2 separate regions of the Homo sapiens genome follow, and region 2 is linked to region 1. A link is an interaction called in ENCODE POLR2A ChIA-PET data of the cell type or tissue named here. Cell type or tissue: OCI-LY7. All regions are shown on one strand. Links, peaks and the distances in the headings refer to the core of each region. The heading gives the core; the rest is flanking DNA. Region 1 overlaps HDAC9 (histone deacetylase 9). Region 2 overlaps BZW2 (basic leucine zipper and W2 domains 2).

Region 1 (11,671 bases), core at 1,626-9,625:
CTTAATATAATTAATTGCTGCAGGTCAGCTGCTTAATAAGTAAATAATTGTTTCCAGCTATCTTTTTTCCCCAGTTTATTTTAATCAAAATAATTTTCTTGGCTGTGTGCTGTGGCCCATGCCTATAAACCTCAGGATTTGGAAGGCTAAGGTGGGAGGATAGCTTGAGGCCAGGAGTTTGAGACTATCCAGGGCAACATAGTGAGACCCTGTCTCTACAAAAATAAAAACGAAAAATAATTAGCTGGCTGTTGTGGTGTGTGCCTGTAGTCCTAGCTACTCCGGAGGCTGAGGTGGGAGGGTTGCTTGAGTCCAGGAATTTGAGTTTGAAGTGAGCTATGATCATGCCGCTGCACTCTAGCCTGGATGACACATAAGACCCTGTCTCTAAAGATAATAAGAAAATAATAACAATAAAAATAATTTTCTTCGTTAAACTAGTATTTTGGGATAAGTACTACATAGTCCTTAGGAATTTTTATTCATAACTTTTTCTAAACTCCAGTTTATAGTCATATGGTTAAAATTTAAAAACAGAAAGAGAGATTATATTGGTTATTGGTTCTAAAGTCATATTTTATTGGGTTTTACACCTACTATGGTGATATTTAAATGATGCCAAAGCTACATGTTGCAATCAAGATAACAAGAGTATTTTTTCCTTCTTCCTCATTCCAATCTTTTGAAATGTAATGCATGGAAATTTTTCTTTCATATGTTAAGTGTATCTCATTGCTGAATATAGTGTGCCTCACTGAAGTATTCACTTCGTTGCCAAAAACACATCAGTCATTCACAAATATTCAGTATTCTGAGAATGAAATTTTTTTTTAGCTACTTGGGTAGTTGGTGAAAGCCAGTTTGCAAAGATTTCTAACTCCTACAGCGTTAGACATATTATGTGGAATCCAGGGCTAAGCAGCAGCTCCCAAAACATGAGGTAGAGTTCTAGATACATTGGACCCTTCAGGCCACAGTATCCTGGACCAAGATTTGTAGCCAGTTAACAGAATGGCAGTAAGCAGTCTTCTATTTTGTCAGTGAGATCAAAGAGCATTATAATTTTGGAGAACAAAGGGGGTTCCATCCCTGAGCACATTCATTAGCATTTAAAGGAAATAGTTATAAAATAAAAATACAATCCCTGAGTTAATTAAAACATGGAGTTTCAACATAAGCAAACCTAAGGCTTAGAAGATTGGTTGACATATAATAATTGCTTAATGAATATTCATGGGATAAGTGAATGAATGAATGGATTGAATATCATCCATTTACAGCAGCTGATATTTCAAGTGCACATGTGCGTTTGCACTTTAAATGTTCTAGGCTTTTTATCCTGGGTTTTCTAGGCATAAGATATATAAAGAATATATTTTAAAAGCCAATTTTTAATTTTAAAACTTAAAGGGAAGAAGAACTTCTTTTCATTCTTCATGATGCTTTTACTAAGGACACATTATTATTTTTATGAATATTAACTACGTCATACTTCAAATATGGAGGTTCTTCAGTCACACTTAAAATTTTTTGGGTTGTTTTCTTCAGACAAAAATGGCTTTGCAGCTGTGATTTTATACTCTTCATCCTGCCTGCGGGCCTCTTTCTAGTAGGGCCACATTGTGTCATCCTAATTTATTATGTGCAGTATAGTTAGAGAATAAAACCTCAGATGGTTGGGCTTATTGCGTTGGTTTCTAAAATGAAATTTAAAAGACCTTTAAGAAGGATTTCCTCTGGGTAAATATATTCAGTTATGCTCATATCCATAGAAAATGTAATTTGGACAATAAAAGGCCAAAATCACTTGAGTCTTTGGTATGTTCTGGATAGCTGGTGTTTTTAGAGTTGTGATTTCCAGGAAGGAGGATGTCACCTTACCGCCCTAGTCAATATCCTATTTACTTAAGAACAGAAACAGGGAAAGGACAACTCAACCTTCCTCTCACCTCCTTCACATGAGAACCCCAGAGGATGTTCTGATGTGTGTCAAATTCACATTCTAGATAGTAATATATTAGGCTGGGTGCAGTGGTTCACGCCTGTAATCCCAGCACTTTGGGAGGCCGAGGTGGGTGGATCACCTGAGGTCAGGAGTTTTGAGAACAGCCTGGCCAACATGGCCAAACCCTGTCTCTACTAAAAGTACAAAACTTAGCCAGGCGTGGTGGTGTGTGCCTGTAGTCCCAGCTACTTGGGAGGCTGAGGCAGGAGAATCACTTGAACCCAGGAGGCAGAGGTTGCAGTAAGCCGAGATCGTGCCATTGCACTCCAGCCTGGGTGACAGAGTCAGACTCCATTTCAGAAAAAAAAAAAAAAAAAAAAAAAGATAGTAATACATTGAGCATCTGATCTGCCTTAGCTGAAAAATCAAACATCTGGCATAATGGTAAAAAATTATATAGAAAGATTACTTAAAAAGACATCTGATTTTAGGCTTCTTTTTCTGGCAACAACAACAACCACCACCATCACCCCAATTCAGCCAGCATTCTCTACATTTCTAATTTATGTTTAAATAAATATGAATATTTAGTCCAAGATAAATTTTTTGATCAAAACTGATGATCTCACACATTGACAGATTTACTTTCTGGTATTTAAAGACAAACATATTCAGAAAGGTTAAGCAGTGCAGGGCGTCATGTGCTTACAGGAATTGATATCTTTTAAGAGTCCGTCATTGTGACTGCCTCATTTCACGGCTTGCCACCTGACTCTGTTCTTACAAACGATAAAAGTTCAAATAATACATTATGAAAATGCGTTCTGAGGATGTTTTATTTACTTGCTACTTTCCACTTGTAGTTTCATGTCAAGTATGGTCCCTTACACCTGGTAAGAACTGAATACCATGTTTGGGAATGAACGAACTAAAGGATCAGCTTGTGTGATGCGAGAGCTGCCTGCATTATTTCCTCCCCTCCATTTCTCCTCTTTTACAGTCTAGAGTCTAGTATGGCTGCTCTCATAGTTCTTCTATACATTCATTCTAAAGAATTAGCTGTAATCTATTACACATCATATACCAACTTTGTTATTCTCTTGTCAGTCACATATCTTTTCTCAACACTGATTTGAACATTTGTCCATCTTTCAGAACACGATGTTGCAGGTAGAAGAGTACAAGTTAAGACAGGATGCCTTAATTAAAGAAGAGGCCTTTACTCCTGTTTTCTTCCATTCTCACCCCTCTGTTTCTGCCAGAATTGTGACAGCAGGGCAGAAAATGGGCTTTTCGTGCAGAGTTGACAAGATACAGGGTAGTGAAGACAAGAATCTTCTTTCACATGCTAAGAAACTCCTGACTATACTTCTGAAGTAGTAATTGGAATGACAGCTTTTCTGGCTGAAGTACAATTTTTTTGTTTTAAAAATACAAATGGTCCCTCTCATTTTCTATTCCCAGTTCTTTCACTCACATGCTCACACTTACAGTTATACAGTGTTCACACATACATTTTTCATTGTTTTCTCATTTGAAATAAAATGTTATGAGAAATTTTCACCATAAGCAAATAATCACTTATTTTATTTGTTTTAATTGAGCTTTTAAAAGGACATTATTTATTATTATTTCACACACTCGTGCATTTATTGATTTACTCTCTCCCACAGTGATTGATTTACCGGTATTTATCTTCTCCAACTAGACTGACTTCTAATGACTCATTTATTTGGGAACTTCTTCTATACGAATCAAAATCAAGAGTTTGAAGTAACCCAGAAAGAGACTTGGAGAGCCCAAGGGATCTGTGAATGAGCTTTAGGCAGTTTCTGAATCTAAGAAAATTGTCTGCAAACAAATATATTTGTGTACATATGCATTTTTGGGGAGAGACTGTCAATTCCATGTCTTAATACTCAAAGAAGTTTGTGTCCCTAGCAAACGTAAGTGATCAATTTTAGAAAGAGTGATAACAAATTTGATTATTTGGGTCTTCAGCCCAAGACTAAAAGGCATAGATTACAAGCAGGGGAGTTTACTAGATTTAGACTACCTAAAGACTTACCTAGAGCCACAGCACACAATAAAAAGCAAAAAGAAAACCAACCCATCTTCCAAATATAGAAAAGGTCGAGAAATTAATGCAAAAGCTTGTCCCACCTCCATTAAAGCCGACTGCTGTATTTAACTGGCCCTGAGGGAACCACAGTTTCACAATGCAGTTACGGAAAGGCCAGTAATAGCCCTGGCTGGCTCCTCCATGTCATAGATATCTTTAAAATCAGAGATGTATCTAACCCATTTTGGAAAGCATACCTTAAAACATTAAAGTGTTTTTGATATTTCAAGGAAAAGGCTTCCGACATGTGAAATGTTTATTTTCTAGATTCTCTTATTCCAAAATGAAATCAAACGTGTATGAAGCTGTGGGATGTGTCGTTTGCCCCTTGAAGCTATAGTGTGGTAGAAATTGAATCTTTATGTCCAGAAGCCCAGTGTCTGTATTATTAGTTTTGCAAACATCTGTGGGCTCTAAGTGATTGATAAATACTATGTATAGAATTAACCTAAAGTTTAGTTTGAAGACCCTACTTCATAGATCAATATGAAAATGATGCCAGCAAAAAATATAGTTTAGACATTGTGCCTTGGAAAAATATTTCTATTTATATTAATGAGCTTATGTGATGTCATCACAACTCATTCTAGGAAAGATCTAGGTCAGTGTAATCCTATCTAGAGAAAGTTAAAAAAGAATAATTGTTGACTTGGTATTCTTCGTAGTCAGAAACAAATTAAATGACAAATTATGACACTATTTTTTATTACATGACAGACAAATAAAAAGTTACCATATATTAAATGCTCAAGAGGTTAATATCTATAAAGCAGAAATATAAACTGTAAATCAGTAAGAAATACCAGTAACTCAGTGGATAAATAATCAAAGGCTATGAATAAGACATTTACAAAGGAATAACCAAAAATAGGCAGTAAGTATCCGAGAAGATGATCAATCTTTGTCATGATTAACACATCAATGAGGTGCCATTTTTGTCAACATTATGGGAGTAAAAATAAATGACTAGATAATGCTTAGTGTTGATTGTGGTTTGGAGGAAAGGGGTGTTGTCATGTATTAGTGGAAGAGCACACTGTTCAAATTTTGGAGCAGCATAAATTGGCAGTACTATAAAAATTAAAAATCTACACACCCAACAATCTAGTAATTCCACTTAATTGGTATACAGAAATACTTGCACAAATTCACAATAATTTATGTACCAGGATATTTATCAGCAGTTTTATTTATAATAATGGAAAACTGAGGGCAATCTAACTATAAGTCAATACATAATCCATACTCTGAAATACAAGTCATTAAAGTTATTAAGTAATGTCTGAAGATATTAACATAGAAGGATGAGCTCAATATATTAATGAATGCAAAAAAATGTAGAATGGTATACAGTACATATAGCATAGTAAGCTCAACTAATGGATTCATGGTACTTGTTTCCATTATTTTATTGTTGTAGTAGGAGCAGAAAAGTAGTAAAAGTATTTTAACCCAAAGAAAAAAAATGCTAGCATGAAAATCACAGTTCAATAAAGTGTTTTTATATCAGTATGTTTATTAATAATTAAAAGTATTAATAAGTTTACTTCAGGAATAAGATTAATTTACGTATCTGTGAGAAACTTCGTGATATACATCAAAATATTAAAGTAATCATGCTATATTTTTCTTTTCATTCTGAAGACCACCTCTTGCAGGTAACTTTTTCTATTTTATTATACTGTCCTATTCTCCTTTCTTTACTTAGTTATATATCACAACTATAGAAGAAATAGGTTACCTGTTACTTGCAGAAATGTCACTCACTATTAATATTACTTTGCAACACAGAAAATTTTTCTGAATAATTAGAGGCAACTAAGCAAGCCTAAATGGAGTTGGTTAATTAAGTTATAAAATTCTAAGGGAGTATGATGAACCATGTAGACATATGAGCTTTCTGTTCTGCTTTTTTATCAAATGTTTCTGGCACCTGGGTTTTCTCAACTGCCCTTCTGTTGAATATGATTTTCGAATTGATGTAATGAAGAGTGGTGCTCTCTGGACAAGTAAGCTGTTCATTTGTAGAATAATAATATGTCAACACATATTTTCCAAAATAACAGTCCTACTACCGTAAATGTCTTGGAAACAGTTACCTGACACCCAGAGAGTAAGTACAACTAGCCTAGAGCCTTGGTCTGACACCAAGCAAGAGGGTTTATGAAAGAAGATAGCCCAGAAAGCTGGAGCCCTGCTCTGCTGTGTCGACATGTCTACAGCTCAGAATAAAATTGAGTTTCCTGCTTTAGCCATAGCTGGGTCTTAAAATAACCTGAAGAAATTATAGTTCTGATTACATAGAAAGTGAAGGACTTAGAACATTCTCCTAATAAAGCCATGAGAATGACACAAAGCTTAGTCATCGGCAGTCCTCCTCTAACAGGCGTTTTAGAGAGAAAAATAGAGGTTTGAAATTGGATAATTTGATTTGAAATCTTGCCTAATTATTTTAAGAATGCAGAAAACCTTTCTTTTTTGGCCAAAAAAATAATGATCTGGAATCCAATTAGGAAAGAACAGGCTTTTAAAATGTTTGATATCTCCAGTAATGGAGAAAAATCATGTCTTTAAAATTACATTCTGCTACAAACCTCATTCTTGGATGTCTTGCTTTTTGCATTTTGAATGGACAAATTTAATGTAATTTCCTTTTGGAAACATGGCATTGGAAAAGTTAGATGAGATGTTTAATTTTATGTTGGATCCTATCTACCAGGGTACAGATTTTTAAGAAGAAAAACACTTCTTGTTTCGTTTTATTTCCCAAGGGAGATATCTCACTTAACCAGATGCCTTGCGATTTGTCACAATATAGATCATTTACACAGAATTTGTGTCCAGTCGTCCATCTATTTGATTTGCACACCATGAATAAAATAAGCAAAATGGATAAAGCTTCTAATACTCCCAATTAAAAAATTGCTATCTATTTTTTCACCATTAATATGCTATCCCAAATGGCATTTATCACCATACTGTCTCACCATATTTATTCGTATGCTGTTGTTTTCTCAAGATACGTTCAATTCAGATTATGTTTGACTTGCAGCCATATCAATAATATGACTAATAATAAACAACAGTCTAGGATTTCCAGTTTTTAGAAAAACGATAATAAATTTGAAGTGAACCTATATTCAGATTTACATTTTACTTAGTATTGTTTTTAAAAAAACATTCAATTAATATTCTGAAATGATTCCATTTATTTTTACTACAAAGTTAGCTGGACCTTTACAGCATTTTAGAGTTTTACACGAGGTTTAGATTTGACTAAGCCTTAGTACGATGTCTGGAAACAGGAGGTTGAATGAACATTTGTTGAAAGGAAAAATCAGTTATTGAAATATTGTGTCTTCTGTTATCATTCTTGAGAAATGGTGGTGAGACAACTTAGTAGAAGTGACTAACAACTACATATATACAGAAGACAGGATGTAAGTCTCCAAGGTAATCAAGACCAACAGGAGGATGTTAGACCAAAATTAACACCGCGAGAAATGTGTTATGCATATATTACAGCCCACGTGTGAAAATCTGTTCATTTATAGAGAGATTGCTTCTCTGTGAATGGCTAAGTTGGCTCCACTAAGTACAAAAAAGCACTTAGGGCCATTCAGAACTAACAGCCACACACTCTGAAAGACTAAACCAAAAGATACCTGATTAGTAAGTGCTCTTTAGATGTGGGGATAGACGTTTTAACAAAGAAAGGACAGGGATGGAGAGGACTAAAGCTCCGTGCTGGGAAACTCTTAAGGAGCCAGGGCCTCCCAACAATATGCTAAGAGTGCACCCCTAGCTGTCTGGCCACATTTTCATTTCTTGTCTCAATCCTGAGGATTAATCATGAATTCCAGTCCAGTTTCTTTCCAAGCATATAACTGGACATGACAGAGTATCTTAGCTTCTACATCATAAAGCTCAATTGTTAATACTGAAAAAAAAAAAGCAGGGTGGTTTTTTTAAAAAAAACAAAAAACAAAAAACAAAAAAAAAAACATCTAATGAGCAAACAAACCAAACATGCCTCTCTTATTTCTTGTCCTGTCTATTTTTTATTTAAGCGCTGTAGGTGAGGTAATTGAAATGGAGCCCATGATATGTCTTAAGAAGGATTAATAACATTCAGTGACCATTAAGTGCTATGAATTTTCAATGTATAATGTTTTATTTGTTTCTCCCAGGAATCCTCTTTGTAGGTGGTAAAAATCATTTAACAAGTGAGGAAACTGAGCTCAAAGAGGCTGAATAACTTTAATTAACAAGCATTTATGGATGTCCACTGTATTTAGGCCAAAGTAAATGATGTAGTGTCTTGCTTCCAAGAGCACATTGTCTAGAGTGGAGGAAAAAGGCAAAGTAAACATGAGAGAATAGGTGCTAAAACTAGACTTTGCAATATTGAGAAGGCCTGGGAAGCCTTTCAAAGGAAATAAATGAAGGGGAGTTCAGTGTTTTTGAAGATGGTTGGAGGACATGATCTATAATGTTGCCATGGCTGGAGATGACACTGCAAACCAGGCAGGAGACAGATGATTAAGGACCTTTAATTCCATGCAAAGCTAGTGACTTTGAACTTCTAAAGGATTTTAAGAAGAGCTGCATGATCAGAAATACTTCTTGGAAAAGTAACTTTAGCTGCTGTATAAAGGATGGGACACTCCTTAAAATGGGTTGTGTAATTATCACATAACCTCTAACTATTAACTAGAAGTGCCCAGCAAGGAATAGGGAGAGAATAGTAAGAGTGAACTGGAAGGACCAGAAAGAGATAAATTGGGAATTCATGCAAGAGGTAAAGGGACAAATTCAGAGTCTGAGATTTCCACATTCATAACTGGGTAGATGTGTTGCCATTATTCATTCATTAATTATTTTTTGAGTGTCTCTTATGTGCCAGACATTATCTTCGTGCCAAAATAGATGACAGAGCAAAACAACCTTATATATTTGCCCTTGTGGAATGTGAAATCTACACTGTTTGCACATGTATATGTGTGTGTGTGTTGGGAGACTGATAATAAATTATAAATGTACATAATTATGTAATTGGTTAGAAATGGTGCTGTTAGATGAACAAAAGGTAGGGCAGAGAAAGGTGGTTCATGAGTTGGGAGAGAAAGGTGCACCATCACATAGAGTAGTTAGAGTAGGTAATTTTTATGAAGGTAAGATTTTCAGCAAAGGATTGGAGAAGGATTGTTAAGGTGAGGAATTACACAAGAGACAGATGAGGAGATTTAAATGTAGACCCCGCCCTCCCCCACCTCCCCCTCCCCGCTCCGCCCTGCTTCCCATTGCTTGTCTTGCTATTCACCTGGACTGGCAGAATAAGCGTGGAGCTTGGTAGGTAACATTGATTGACTATCACAAAATGAAGTGTAGAGCAACACTGAGAGTAGGAAAACCTTACACTATGAAAACATAGAGGGGAAAGAAGCACTTCTTCATCTGGCTGGGTTAGCTATTCTCAGGATAGGTACTCAAGTATGGAAGGTATATAGAGATTGGGCCTTGGCATACATTCATATCTACACAGATAGCATCTATTTACCTGTGTAGTGAATGTGAGCATGATAATTCATGTAATTAACTGCCATATTTCTTGTAGGGACTGAAAGTTAACAACTTTGTATATTAATACTCTAAGAGAACTCTAACTATAGTCTCCAACAAGAATTGCAGGGATTTTAAACTCATAATTACTCCTCAGCTGTAAATTTCAGATGTGGGTTATTGCTTTTTCTCATTTAGGGGAGTGAAATTGCTTCAGCCATCGACTTTGTGATGAGGCCTGCAGTCAGCTGTAGTTGAGAGGGGTGCTCACTCTCTGCTATTATTAGTAGTTTGTCCACGTAAAGACAATCATACAACATGTACAAAAGTTGGATTCAGGATAGCAACATATTATGTTTTGTGGCTGCAAGATATTTAAATCTAACACCAATAGCATAACGTTTAAAAACAAAAATTTTATTGAAAATAAAGTTTATGTTTGGGGCAAAGGAAGATTAAGAGGATAGGAATATATATTTTCCCATTCTTAACTCTGTCTCTCTTCTAGGGATTGAGAGATACAGAGAGATTGAGAGAGTGAATTGGAGTGAGTGGATATGAGTTATATAGCACTGCCTAATGGATTATTACCTCCCAAACCCCTGAGTTGAAGAGTAGATGGAGAGCCTGTGTAAAAGATTTTGGGTAGACGATTTTGAAATAAAACTTAGTGACATACACACACACACACACACACACACACACACACACACACATTACAGATAAGTATATATATGGAAAAATATGTATACGCAAGGAAAATACTGCTGTTCTAAATGTAGTATAATGATTTTAATATACTACCCAAGAAATCTTATGAGACTTTAAAATCATTTTAAGATTTAATAATAGTAATGGATTTAATTTTTTTAGTATGCTATTCATTACAAACTAGAAAAATCCTAATAAATCAGTCTGAATCAGTAAAGCCTCATAGATTTCCATGCAATAATGTGTTTCCTCAGTTGCTTTTACAGGAAAATAATTACTAATTATTTGATAAATTTAATTTTGGAGCAAATGTGTTGACAGCTGAAAAAACATGTAATGACTTGGATAGAGACCAGATATAACACTAGAACAAATAATATTGGCGACTTAAAAAAATAGTAACTGATGAAAAAAATCTAATTGCGTTAAATATTTTAAAGTACCTAAAAATACCAAGGATTTTGTATCTTTTGTCCTTTTCTACTTGAAATTTCTTAATCATTTTGGTGATCATACAAGATAAATCTTTAAAATTACTGTGTGAGTATTCTTAAAATAAATATAATTCTTTGGTTAAACTATACTTCTCTAAATTACATGCAGTCTTAATAAAATAATTCCTATGGATGTTAATGTTCATTCTAAACAATTTTGCTCAATCCATATTTTTGTAAACTGCATTGCTTTGCTTTTTTTAAAAGCTACTGTTTATATAGTCCTAGTTCCCAGTTTTTCATATATACTGTATTGTGTCTTTAAAATTAGAAATGCTGCTGAAACATAGAATATATTAATCCTTGATGAAATGGGACCTCTCTTTGAGTATAGGACTGTTGCCTGTACAACTAAGTCTAGTCTTTCAGAACAGAATAGGATGCTGTATATCTGTTCCCTGGAACTTAGATCCTTTGGCCTTGGTTCTACCTGACTTTGAGAAATTACAATCCCTAGTTTTTGTACATGTTTCACTTACTTTCTGCATACGATTTCTGGCTTACTTGACTCTTAAGTTCTTGCTGCCAGTCTTGCCTCTGCAGCAGTCCACATTCTCTCACCACCAAAGACATAATGTCTTGTGGCTTCCCCACTTTTATCTCTTTGCCTGCTACTCAACATTTGTTCTGCACCAGATGAAAGTCACTGTTTTAGGTACTTTTTAGGGGTACATAAATAATTATTTCCTTCAAGAAGCCAGCAATCTGCATAGGAAAGGTTCACAAAGCAATTTTGAAATAATTTAATAAGTCTGCATAATGGATTATCACATGAGCTTTGTAATTTATACTATTTTGTTGGAATTGTATAGCAATATTTATAAGTTGTTACTATTT
Region 2 (11,671 bases), core at 2,099-10,098, 1.9 Mb before region 1:
CATCACGGCGCGTACGGGGTATCAGTGCCCTGGGATGAAGACCTCCGACTCGCAACGTTTGGCCGCCTCGGGAGACCCTGGGACCGCGGGCGGGCGGGCGGGGGCCAGCCACGCGGTGGGAAGTGGCGGGTGCACATGGTCTCGTGCGTGGCACCGCCAGATGCGGCTCCCGGGGAGGCTGGGGCCGGGGCTCTGGGCTAGGTAGGGGTCGCAAGGACAGCGCCCCATTACTAGCGAGTCAGTGAGAACAGACTCGGGAGAAGGTAGTTTTTACGCTGGTGATCCTCGCCCTCCCCACTACTTGTCATCTCTTTGGCCTCTGTGGAAGCTGTAGAAGAAAACCTGATCGCCCAATGTTGCTTGTTAAAGATGTTTGGAAACAATTTACACTTGCACTAATACTTCGTTTATGAGAGACAGCCTGTGGGAGGGGGAAGGAAGGGCTTCTTTGCTCTGCTAGAGTTCTCGGTTCTCTTTGTAACTCAGATCTTGAGATTTATGGAAATAGGGAGTGGAGGGTGGGGAGGTTGGAGAGGGCGGAGATTAAATTGGTGTTGCTGCCTATATATAGCCTTAGATTAGCCTCTTAATCCAACCTTCATTCAACTGTAATATGTAGCCTGGAGCTTCGACCATAGGTAGATGGGGGTAAATACAAGTGTGTATTTCAGAATAAGATTTGCTTGCTAAAATGCGGGAATCAGTCATTTCTCCAGGGTGCAGATTTATATTTACATCATCAATGAAAGTTTCTTTGGAAATTAGTGTTTATGTTTTACTGTTGTTTCCCTACAGAGTAGTATTGATGTTTCTCTCAATATGTGTGTCAAAGAGACGTGTATGTGTCAAAGAGAAATATTTGAGTAATTATGTAGGTGGTTTTTGTTAAGCATCCCCAGGACCACTGTTTCTTCTCATAGCGCCATACGAAAAGCGAAATGCATTTTCCTCTGGCCTTAGGCATTTATTTTGCGTGAAGCTTTCACTAACATCTGAAATCTCCTGGAATATGTTTATCATTATTTCCTGCCTTTAGCAAAAATCTTTCCTAAACTCCAGCTGTTTTTCCCCCCTAAAGCTTCAGCATTAAAGACTGGGACAGATCTGAGCCAGAACATCTTACATGAAAATGGTTTGAAATTATTCATCTCAGTGTATAACAAAGATACTTTTGTTGGATGATGCTTTAATAATGATGTGGCTGTTCAAGCAAGTAGTAAGGCTCCTGAGAGTGACCAATCTTTTGTAATGCTGTTAGTTCAGAGTTACAATTGATTTATAACATAGTATCATGCGGAAGAAACCCACAAACCTAAAAAAACAGTTGAGTGGTAACCTCCTGGAACATGTGATTTAGCATCTTACCAGCAGATGCATACACATAATTGGGTACTTCATTGCTAGTATTTCCATCTCTTGTGCCAAATCTGGGCCATGGTTACTTGAAGGTCACACCTGTTTGTCTCACTGGGGTTGTCAGTTCCTCGAGGATAGCAGCTTACTATCTATTTTCTTGATGCCTTATGACACTTGGTTGGTATTTAGTGCTCTCTGAATACATGACCAGTGAATTTAGAGACAATAACGTTGAAAGAGAATCTAACATCTACCTAGAAATGCAAATAAATCATGTTCAGTTTACATTTCTAGAAACAGATTCATAATGGGTACTGTTCATTAGATGGATTGATTACATTAGTAGTTTTGTATGGTGTAAATATTTAATGTAGGGATAAGATTAGATAATGAGCATATTAAAACAGATTCACATCAAAGAAGTTTTATTGATAATAAGATAGCTACTTCATATTGAGTATTTAGTCTGTGCTAGATATTCTACCAGATGCTTTGCATAGAATTATTCTAGTGTTATGACAACCCAGGAATGAGCCAATATTATACCCACTTTGCAAATAAGAGGACAGAAAGTAAGGGAAATAATTTGCCCACAATCCCATATTAGGAAGTGTCAAGTCAGAATTGGAATAATGATTTCTGAAATGTTTGAAATGTTGTATGTGTCCTCTCATATCTACCACTCTAGAGCTATTGCAATGCATCTTAAGTAGCCTGCTTCTCTCTCACCTGTCTCCATCTAGCTAATTCAGGGAACTACCAGTTCAATAAACATTGAGCACCCATCATTCTTTGAATGGCTCTCTGCTGGCCACAGAATAGAGGGCTGGGTCTGGCCTGGAAGGTTCCAATCCATCCATGGTCTCAGCAGGCATTTCCAGTCATCTGGGCCCTCCCACACACTGGGCTCTAAGGTCACCACTCTGCTTGTTCCCCAACCTGCCGGTAATTTCCACCCCTTTGTTCCTGCTTTTCTCCTCCTCTGAATGATTTCCCTTCCCTTTTCACTGAATCTCCTCTCCAGATCTGATGAACTATTCAACTTTCCAGACACAATTTAAACAAAACCTCTTTTCTTCAGCTTTTGTGTTCATCTCTCCCTCTCTATCCAGTAAGGGAAATATACATGCTAGTAAATACATTTATTCATGTCTCTTGGCAAGGGTTATAAGTAAAATCTTTGTACATGGAGGATATTGATATGCAACATGGCTACTGGTATCATTGCTGGCAGCCTTTAATTCTCTCTTCTTATGGATTCTAGCGACCCCTCTTTTACCGCCCCCCTAAATTGACATCATTGCTTCTTCATCTGAATCTCCATGAAAATACCTAAAACAAGCACTTTCTCATCGCATTCTATTATAGTTATTATTAATCTGTTTGGTCCCTTCTCATTCTACAGTATACATTAACTAGGTCAAATTTATCTTTGTTTCTCAGGTTTAACCCAGTGTCTTGCACCTAGTGTATGCTCAGTACAAGCTGAGTTGAATTCAGTTTGATTTCTAAGTTATTTTAGGTGGATTTGTTTTCCTACTTGACTAATCCTTCCTGGCAATGTGAGGTGAGGTGGCACTAAGCACGCACAATCATAACCAGAGGCAGAAAGTCTTTAAATGTTTTGGATCTCAAGCTTCTTGACATTCTGATGAATGCTATCAACCAAGAAAAATTGTTCTTGTGCACATGTTACAAATTTGGCATGCCATTCTTAGATTTCCCCATTAAAGACCCTGATTTCCAGCTCTCTACATTAGGAGAATGCTGCCTTTTTGTTGCATTTTTGAGTATTACATCTTTCAGGGTACTGTTTGTCTTGACATTTGACTTTTTTTCCTTAGACTTAGGTATCTTTATTGACTGGATATTTGATAATAAGAAATTTTGATTTTTTTAAGTTGGAAGTAGATTACGGTTATATTTTTAAAAGATTACTTATCTTTTAGAGATAGGAACAGAATTATTTCAGAACTGGATGAGAAGACAGCTGAGATTTGCTTTAATATAATTCTGTGACAGAAAGGAAGAGAGACTGAATGAGAATATAAATGAGATAAAATTGACTATGTTAACAGTTGAAGATGGGTGATGAGTATATTCACTTGATTATACTGTTCTCTCTACTTTTGGATATATTTGAGATTTTCCATAATGAAGTTTTTAAAAAGAAAATTTGGAAGTATTACAGCCTCTAAGAAATCTTTTTTTTTTAAACACAACATAAGAAAGTAATATAAATACAAATGTTCTTTTTTCTATACTTGGAGTTTCGCTTATGTGATTATTCATTTAAGTGTTAAAACAGTTACACCTAAATCTGCAAAGAACTGTCTTGTGAACAATGCGTTTCCATAAACATTTGACATCACATTTTAACTTCTCCAAAAAGTAAAAGGTTGGTGGCATTACTCAGTGCTTGTAGAACAAATTGATGAATATCTTACTGGTAGTTAATCTTCATCTTTTTTGAAAAGAAAATTCTGAAGAAGGGGTACAGATACATTTAGTTTAACTGAGAAAATCAAGAGGTGAATGAAGTGGAGATACTGATGTTCTTCTGTGCGTCATAATCCAACTCAGAAGGCATTCCAAAAAAAAAGAGTACCAAAACTGTTTCGAGCAATGTCAGCACTGATAGGATAAGTATTAGTCTAGGAAAATCAGGAGCAGGCCCAGGACAGGGTGTGACTGGTAGGTTCTTACTCAGTGTTTGCTTAGCTGAATACTTAATCTGACACCTACTTTCTAATTTGTGCAATTTTTTAAACTGATTTTTTGATCTTTACAATTTTTTATTGTGTTTTAGATATATTAAATGTCCTTTATAACATGTCATCCTAGACTTTGGGATTTTACAAGAATATTTAATTAATATGAAATCCACCAATCTTAGCAGGTCATAAACAAGAATACTTTTCATTCTTAACTCACTCATTTCTGTGTATTGAGGCCATGGCGCTCTTTAGCAAGTATCTTTTGGGCAGTTAGGTGCCGAGTGGAATGATTTGCCCCGTTCTAAATTTGGCGTGTATTAAGTGAAGAGTGCCAAAATTGTTCAGGTAGTCATATTTGTAAACTATCTATTTTGAAAATAAAGATTTGAATAACTCATTGAATGAACCATTCTTTAAGGTTAAATGCCAAAAAGATAATGTTCTCATTATTCTTTCTTGATTTTTAGCAATAGGTGTTTCCATTGATGTTTTTTAAGTTTATTCAAAAATTAAAGGAAAAAAGTATAATGACAAAAAGAAAGAATAATGCCCTGTATTAATATTTAAGATAGTATAATCCTTTGGCTATCTTTAATTCCATTCTGAAAATATTAATATTTTAGTAGGAAAACAATAACTTAAGATGTAGAATTATTTTTTGTGTCAGATGTAGCATTATATTTTCTTTTTACATCTCAACTTATTTTTATGCTAGATGAGAACTTTAAAAAATATAACAGGTGTACTGTTATTTTTGAGGACTTCTAAATAAATCTCAAGAAAAGCCCTGGGGCAGAGATGAATAATAAGGGATAATAACGTTTAGCACTGTAGAGAATATATCATAAGCTACTATTGGATGATATTCTACTGTCATCCTTTTTATATATCCACACAGAAGACTTTAATGGTTTTCAAACTAACCTGGATTTATGGTCATTTCTAAGAAGAAAAAAGAAATGTTATATGTTTTTCTCAGTGAACAAGGTAATTGAATGGGACTATTATAAACAGGAAAGAGAACCCCTAGTTGTCGGTGCAGAGGAAACTGCTGGCTGGAGGAAAAGGATGCGGTGTTAGTATTTGGGAGTGTGAAGATTGTGTTTGTGTTAGAGTTGAGCTTCTGCAGGAAACAATTTAAAAACTGTATCCTATAGTGCTAGAAATTATGGTGCCATAAATTTTCTAATATTCGTATGTCCCTAAGAGGCAATATTGTTAAATTCTCTCTCTAAAGATAAATGCCTTTTCCCCCCCACCGCTTAATAGAACTCTATGGAGAACTCTTTGGTATTTTGGAAGTAACATATGCTAATTCAATTTATCCAAGTGCTGAACTCAACTTTAAATTAATATTTATGCGCTACTCCATCTTATTCCAAACTATAAAATTTATGAGGCAAATAATGAAAAAGCTGTCTTCGAGAATCATATAAATAATTCTCTAAGACATTGCAACAGCTTTAGTTGGCTCCTTGGAAAATGCACTGAGTGGAGACAGTGGATCAGGTTCTGGCCCCAACTCTTCCATGTACATAAGCTCCAGATGGGCAGGGATCGTTCTGCTTTGATCTCCACTGTCTTACCAATGCTAGAATGGAATTCCTGACCTCAGCCAAGTGGTTTGACATCTCAGTGCCTTATCTGAAGGTTAGCTTAGGGACTGGGCTTACATCCATGGTTTTCAAAGTATTCCATTCCGCGTGGATGCCACTTGTAAGTTACAAAGTAAAAAAACACGCACTTAATTATTAAAACGTTAATAAACACAACTGCATCTCGAATGCATCATATGTTGTCTTTAAACATACTGGAGACAATCAGTGCTTGCTAACTTGTTCTGCCCGATTGTGCAATACTTGGAACAAAGCTCCACCTGCTAGAAAGTGACCTCCATGAAATTTGCCTGATTTAGTGCTTGCTGCATCCCTATTGACTAGTACCAGACCTGGTATATTTGGCAAACAAATAAATGAATGATTCTCTGTAGGTTTAAACCTTTTTCTTTTGAGACGGAGTTTCGCTGTTGTTGCCCAGTCTGGAGTGCGATGGTGTGATCTCGGCTGACTGGCTGACTGTAACCTCTGTCTCCTGGGTTCAAGTGATTCTCCTGCCTCAGCCTACCGAGTAGCTGGGATTACAGGCGCCTGCCACCATGCCTGGCTAATTTTTGTATTTTTAGTACAGACGGGGTTTCACCATGTTGGCCAGGCTGGTTTCGAACACCTGACCTCAGGTGATTCGCCCGCCTTGGCTTCCCAAAGTGCTGGGATTACAGGCATGAGCCACCATACCTGGCTTAAACCTTTTTAAAATGTATGATTCAGAGAGCTTGTAGCTCTGTACTAGTTCTTTTTTATTTCCTTTAATTCAATTTTGTATGGTCCACTTCTGTAAAGTTGTGTTGGGGAATCCAGTCCCATGTCATCAGCGTGCCCTAGACTAGGCTTGGCATTTCTATCCAGTTCATGCTCTCATTATGTAATAAGCATGCATATGGAAAGTAACTTTGTGTGTGTGTGTGTGTGTGTGTAGCCCTTCAAATAAAGCTTCACCTGCTAGACAGGCTTGGGCAGGTCCCCTTCTGGGAGGATGGGAGTTTCTTGGTTGAGAGAACTAGTAAGTGAGCCAATATTTGGACTCATGCCCACCACCACCTTTGAGCTTCCTGAAGGTCCACTATTACGATTTTTAAGCAATTGCTCCAAAACAGAATTCTCTCACTGTCTACCAGTCTAGGCCTTACTTTTCTTTTTATTTCTTTTTTTTCTGAAGATTTTATTTTCCTCTTTTCCATGATTAAAAATCCTCTGAAGAGAGGCAAACACTTCAACACTCTTTTACTTTAATAACTTGTCTTCTGACTTCCCACTGGAGTAATAGTCACCAACACTCCCATCAGTTTTGTGTCTGTCTTAAACTAACTTGCTCTCTGGCATTGCCACTCCACTTCTTGCTGATTTTCATCTCCTGGTTCTCCTCACCTCAGTTAGCAAGGCCAGTGTTGTGTGTGCTGTCCATAGCTCCTTTCCTCTAGGTGGAAAGTAAATCTCATATAAAATCATCTTTCTCCTCTACTATGTAAAGCTCAACATGTATTTAGGTATCTTCCAGTGAAAAAGCACTTTTCTGGAGGAAGGAACATTGGAGATGAGAATACTCATTAATAATAAATATTACTTTTGTCTTCAGTGGAGGTGAAAATCTCGAATGCATAGGCATTTTCTAAAAGGTTACATAGGATGATGTTAAAGGGTTTAAATTATTATCATCTCCATGGAGTGGGGCTAGGATATAAGGTCAAGAGTGAAAGATTGGGAAGAGCACTACCCTTCTGTACTGTGTTGGGGTTTTTTGTTTGTTTGATTTTGTTTTGTTTTTGCCATCAGTGTGTTATTACTTTAAAGTTTTAAATCACTAGTTAAAATAATATAGAGACTGGCTGGGCATGGTGACTCATGCCTGTAATCCCATCGCTTTGGGTGGCCAAGGTGGGCAGATCACTTGAGGCCAGGAGTTCGAGACCAGCCTGGCCAACATGGCAAAACCCCATCTCTACAAAAAAAAAAAAAAAAAAAAAAAAAAAATACAAAAATTAATTACTTGGGAGACTGAGGCACGAGAATCCAAGGGAGGCAGAGTTTGCAGTGAGCTGAGATTGTGCCACTACACTCCAGCCTGGGTGACAGAGTAAGACTCTGTCTCAAAAAGTAATAATAATAATATAGAGACCATCTTGCTTTTTTCTAAGCTTAAAATTATAATATTATTAACAAATTTCAAGGACATTTCCTTCTCTATAAGAGTTTCTGCTTTTCCTAAAGTGATGCAATGGAACAGATGACTTTTAAAATAAAGATTCAGAGAATATCACTGAATCAAGTTATATAACTCCAAGTCCAAATGCAAATCATTTTTAAATTGTATTTTAGCATAATATGAGAAAAGATGGTAGAATTTAATTTTAATTTTTTTCTGTATATAACCCCCCCCCCCCAAAAAAAAACGGATGATATTTATTTATTTATGAGACGGAGTCTTGCTCTGTCAGCCAGGCTGTGATACAGTGGCATGATCTTGGCTCACTGCAACCTCTGCCTCCAGGGTTCAAGTGATTCTCATGCCTCAGCCTCCCAAGTAGCTGGGGTTACAGGCGTGCAACACCATGCCTGGCTAATTGTTTTTTTTTTTTTTAGTGGATACACGGTTTCACCATGTTGCCCAGGCTTGTCTCAAACTCCTGACCTCAGGTGATCCGCCTGCCTCAGCCTCCCAAAGTGCTGGGATTACAGGCATAAGCCACCGTGCCCAGCCTGTATACTATACTGTGTTTAAGTGTGAACAGTGGTCATTACTGAAAGTTAGACTGATAGATTTTTTCTAATTTTTCCTTAAATATTCTATAATATACATGATGAGCTGACCTTATAATCAGTGATTTTTAAAGGTTACCTCTCACTTTCAAATAAAGATGCTGTTGTTTCTCAGCTTAATCACCTACTTTTTTGCTTCTGTTCAGTATTTTGTCATAAAAACCTGGTTGGACACACCAGATAGCTTCAAAGTGGCCACCTACTTTTTTCAATGGATTAGACTCTGAATGATCTCTGGCGACTTTCTAAAATTAAATCCTCTATCAAACAAGGAAATTTCTCATCATTGAGTATAGTCAAAAGAATGATCTGTAGACTCCAGAGGAAATTCTAAAAAAAGTTTCATAAATCTATTAATTAAAAGGGGTTTTGTTTAATGGAAGCATTATTAGTTCATAGTTTTTCTTTATTGAAGGAAGAAATTACTTTGATGGGTAAATGCTGGAAAATGTTTTTTTAAATTACTTAAGTTACTATGTAACATTTTTGTTTTTAACTGACATATAGTAATTTTTCATATGTGGGGTACAGTGTGGTGTTTCCATATACATATACATTGTGTAATAATTAAATCAGGGTGATTAGCATATTCATTACATTGAACACTCATCATTTCTTTCTGGTAAGAACAATCAAAATCCTTTCTTCTAGCTCTTTTGTAGTATATGATACATTATTGTTAACTATAATAACTCTATTGTGCAATAGAACACTAGAGCTTATTCTTCCTAACTGTAACTCTGTACCTGTTCACCAATCTTTCCCCATCCCCACCTCACTCCTATTCTCCTGTCTCCAGGAAACTACTATTCTACTCTCTACTTCTGTGATACCAACTTTTTTAGATTCTACATGAGTGAGATCATATGATATTTGCCTCCCAAAGTGCTGGGATTACAGATCGGAGCCACCATGCCATGCCCTAAAATACATATGGCTTCCTGTGTTTGCCATTGCTCCAGGGTTCTATGTGTACATAATCAGTTTTATTTCTTAATCATTTGAGAGTAGGTTGCATACACTTTCTGCCTTTATCTCTTATTTCTTCAGTATTTATTCTGTAAAAATAAGATACTTTTCTTACAGAACCACAGTGCAAAAAAAAATTCAGTAAATTTTAACATAGATACCATAATTTTATCTTTATACTCCAACTTCTTAGGTTGTCTCAATAGTCATATATATGTGTGTGTGTGTGTATGTATATATACATATATATGTGTGTATATATATAAATGACTATATATATATATACATAAATATTTTTTCCCAGTACAGCATTCAGTCCAGGAATGTGTATTGCATTTAGCAATGCACCTTTAATTCTCCTGGAACAGTTCTTCAACCTTTGTTTTGGAAAGACGTTATCATTGATGAAGAATACAGACCAGTTACTTTGGAGAATGTCCCTAGATATACATCTGTTTCCTCATGATTAGCTATTCAGGTCATGTGTTTTTGTCTGGGGTACCACATGAGCAATATGTCCTTCTAAGTGTAAAACATCTGGAGTTGTAGTGATTGTATGTTGTCCTTTGGTTAAGGTATGGTCTTGTTTTTCCAATATGTAGTTATATTTTTAAAAAAATTTATGTGAAGATGCTTGGAGGCTATGTAAGTATCCTGTTGATCATCAAGCACTCCCCAGCGCGCGCGCGCACACACACACACACACACACACACACACACACACACACACAAGTAGGTTTAGCATACATTGATTACTCTTGCATGAATCAGTTTTTTATTTAATTGTTGCAAAATGGTGATTTTCTAATTCAATGTTTCATTCTCTGTTTATTAGTTGACATTCTACTGAAGGAAAATCTTTCACTTACTTCCCTTTCCTTGTGTACTGAAAAATTTGTTTTCTTTAAAATGAAGCTAAAAGTTATGAGCATGGACCTATGGGTTTGTATTTTTTTGAATGGGTTATTAGCTATTATCCTTAGTTATTTGGGTCCTCAAATTGCCCTGGGCTAGGCCAGTGGAATTGTCCTCAAGATGGCTCTTATGTTGTTTTGATCTAGCTTGATTTTTTTTTAGACACTTTTGAATTTGCCAACACAAGACATCCCAGGATCATAGTGAATCTCCCCTGCTCCAGCCTTGGAGTCAGCCATTTATCCAAGAAACTTTGGTTTCTCTCAGTAGGGAATGATAGTTAGATCCTGTGGCACATATCTTTTTATGCAAAAATGTTATTATTGCTCGTGACTCTTTGAGAATTGGTTTGAACTTCAAAAGAGGTTAAAACGTTTTCACTTAAGTATATACAATTTTCTAATTATAGAAAGGATATGCATTTATTTTACAGAAAATATAGACAAGTATAGGTAAGAAGAATAAGAGGTGCCTTGAACCCACTACTCATGTTGACCACCATTGGACGTAAATGTATTTTACATAGCCAAGATCACATCATGTATATAGAATATTGCATTTTGCTGTATCTACATAGCATGTCATTGTTTTCTCAAAGTCATAGAAATTAACATTTTTAAGTCACACATTGTATATTAAAATTTCTCTTTTCTTTCTTGTTTTTGTTTCCATTGATGCAATATCCTAAAGTAGAAAAAGTTTGTCTGCTGGTGTTGAGCTTCTTTTTCTGCTCTCTTTAAAACCCATATTCTTGCCTATCCTCTGCCCTTCCACTAAATTGCATAAGATGTAAAATTACCAATTTCAGAAATAAATTGTTAGTATCAGAGACTGGGAAACATGTATTTTGTACATTCTAACTGTACTTTTGGTTTGAGATATGACTATCTAGTGATAAACTTTTTTTTTTCTAAAATTTGACACCAGTATTTGGCAAATACGAGTAAGTAGTTCAATAAAATATGTGCTTAGTTGCCACTGGTATGTTCAGATCTGGGTGCAAAATTTTCAGCCCTTGAGAGCAGGGACCACCTCTGGCTTTGCTCACCATTGTTTCCTCTCTACAGTAGGGTTTCTCAACCTCAGCACTTCACTGACATTTCAGACCTAAGGGTCTTAACGTATCGAGAGCAGAAGTTTTAGGGCATTTTGTTAAAGTACCCTGAAACATTATATTTGAGGGACGGGTTTTCTAAAAGCCAAAGTATGCTACAATGTGGGTAGTGTATATGTGTTTGTGTCTTCAGAGTGTTGAAAGACCTAAGAATGACATCAGTAAAATTAGACCATCTGGAAGATTGAATGAGCTGGCTAGCCCTTGGGGGAAGGGCAGGGCCTGGG

What was found. Peaks named below come from ENCODE experiments on the same cell type or tissue, not always from the same donor. Only the 100,000 strongest peaks of a DNase experiment are listed, where the experiment ranks them.
Region 2: POLR2A ChIA-PET joins it to region 1 with 5 read pairs; 2 of 35 experiments call an interaction of 5 or more read pairs at or near these places.

Annotation. Positions count from the first base shown.
Region 1 is chr7:18,514,558-18,526,228 of GRCh38, forward strand. The region is part of intron 2 of HDAC9 (histone deacetylase 9); the gene reads left to right. Among named protein-coding and RNA genes, the nearest start is that of HDAC9, 25 kb to the left of the region's middle. RefSeq lists a silencer at 7,610-7,689. In OCI-LY7, for the core only: no CTCF peak of the experiment used is centred there; DNase peaks (open chromatin) are centred at 4,144, 6,014, 6,844, 7,564 and 2 weaker places; H3K4me3 peaks cover 6,195 bases; H3K27ac peaks cover 7,879 bases.
Region 2 is chr7:16,646,452-16,658,122 of GRCh38, forward strand. All of the region lies in intron 1 of BZW2 (basic leucine zipper and W2 domains 2), which reads left to right. Among named protein-coding and RNA genes, the nearest start is that of BZW2, 6.1 kb to the left of the region's middle. RefSeq lists enhancers at 1,904-2,415, 11,301-11,671. In OCI-LY7, for the core only: no CTCF peak of the experiment used is centred there; no DNase peak of the experiment used is centred there; H3K4me3 peaks cover 399 bases.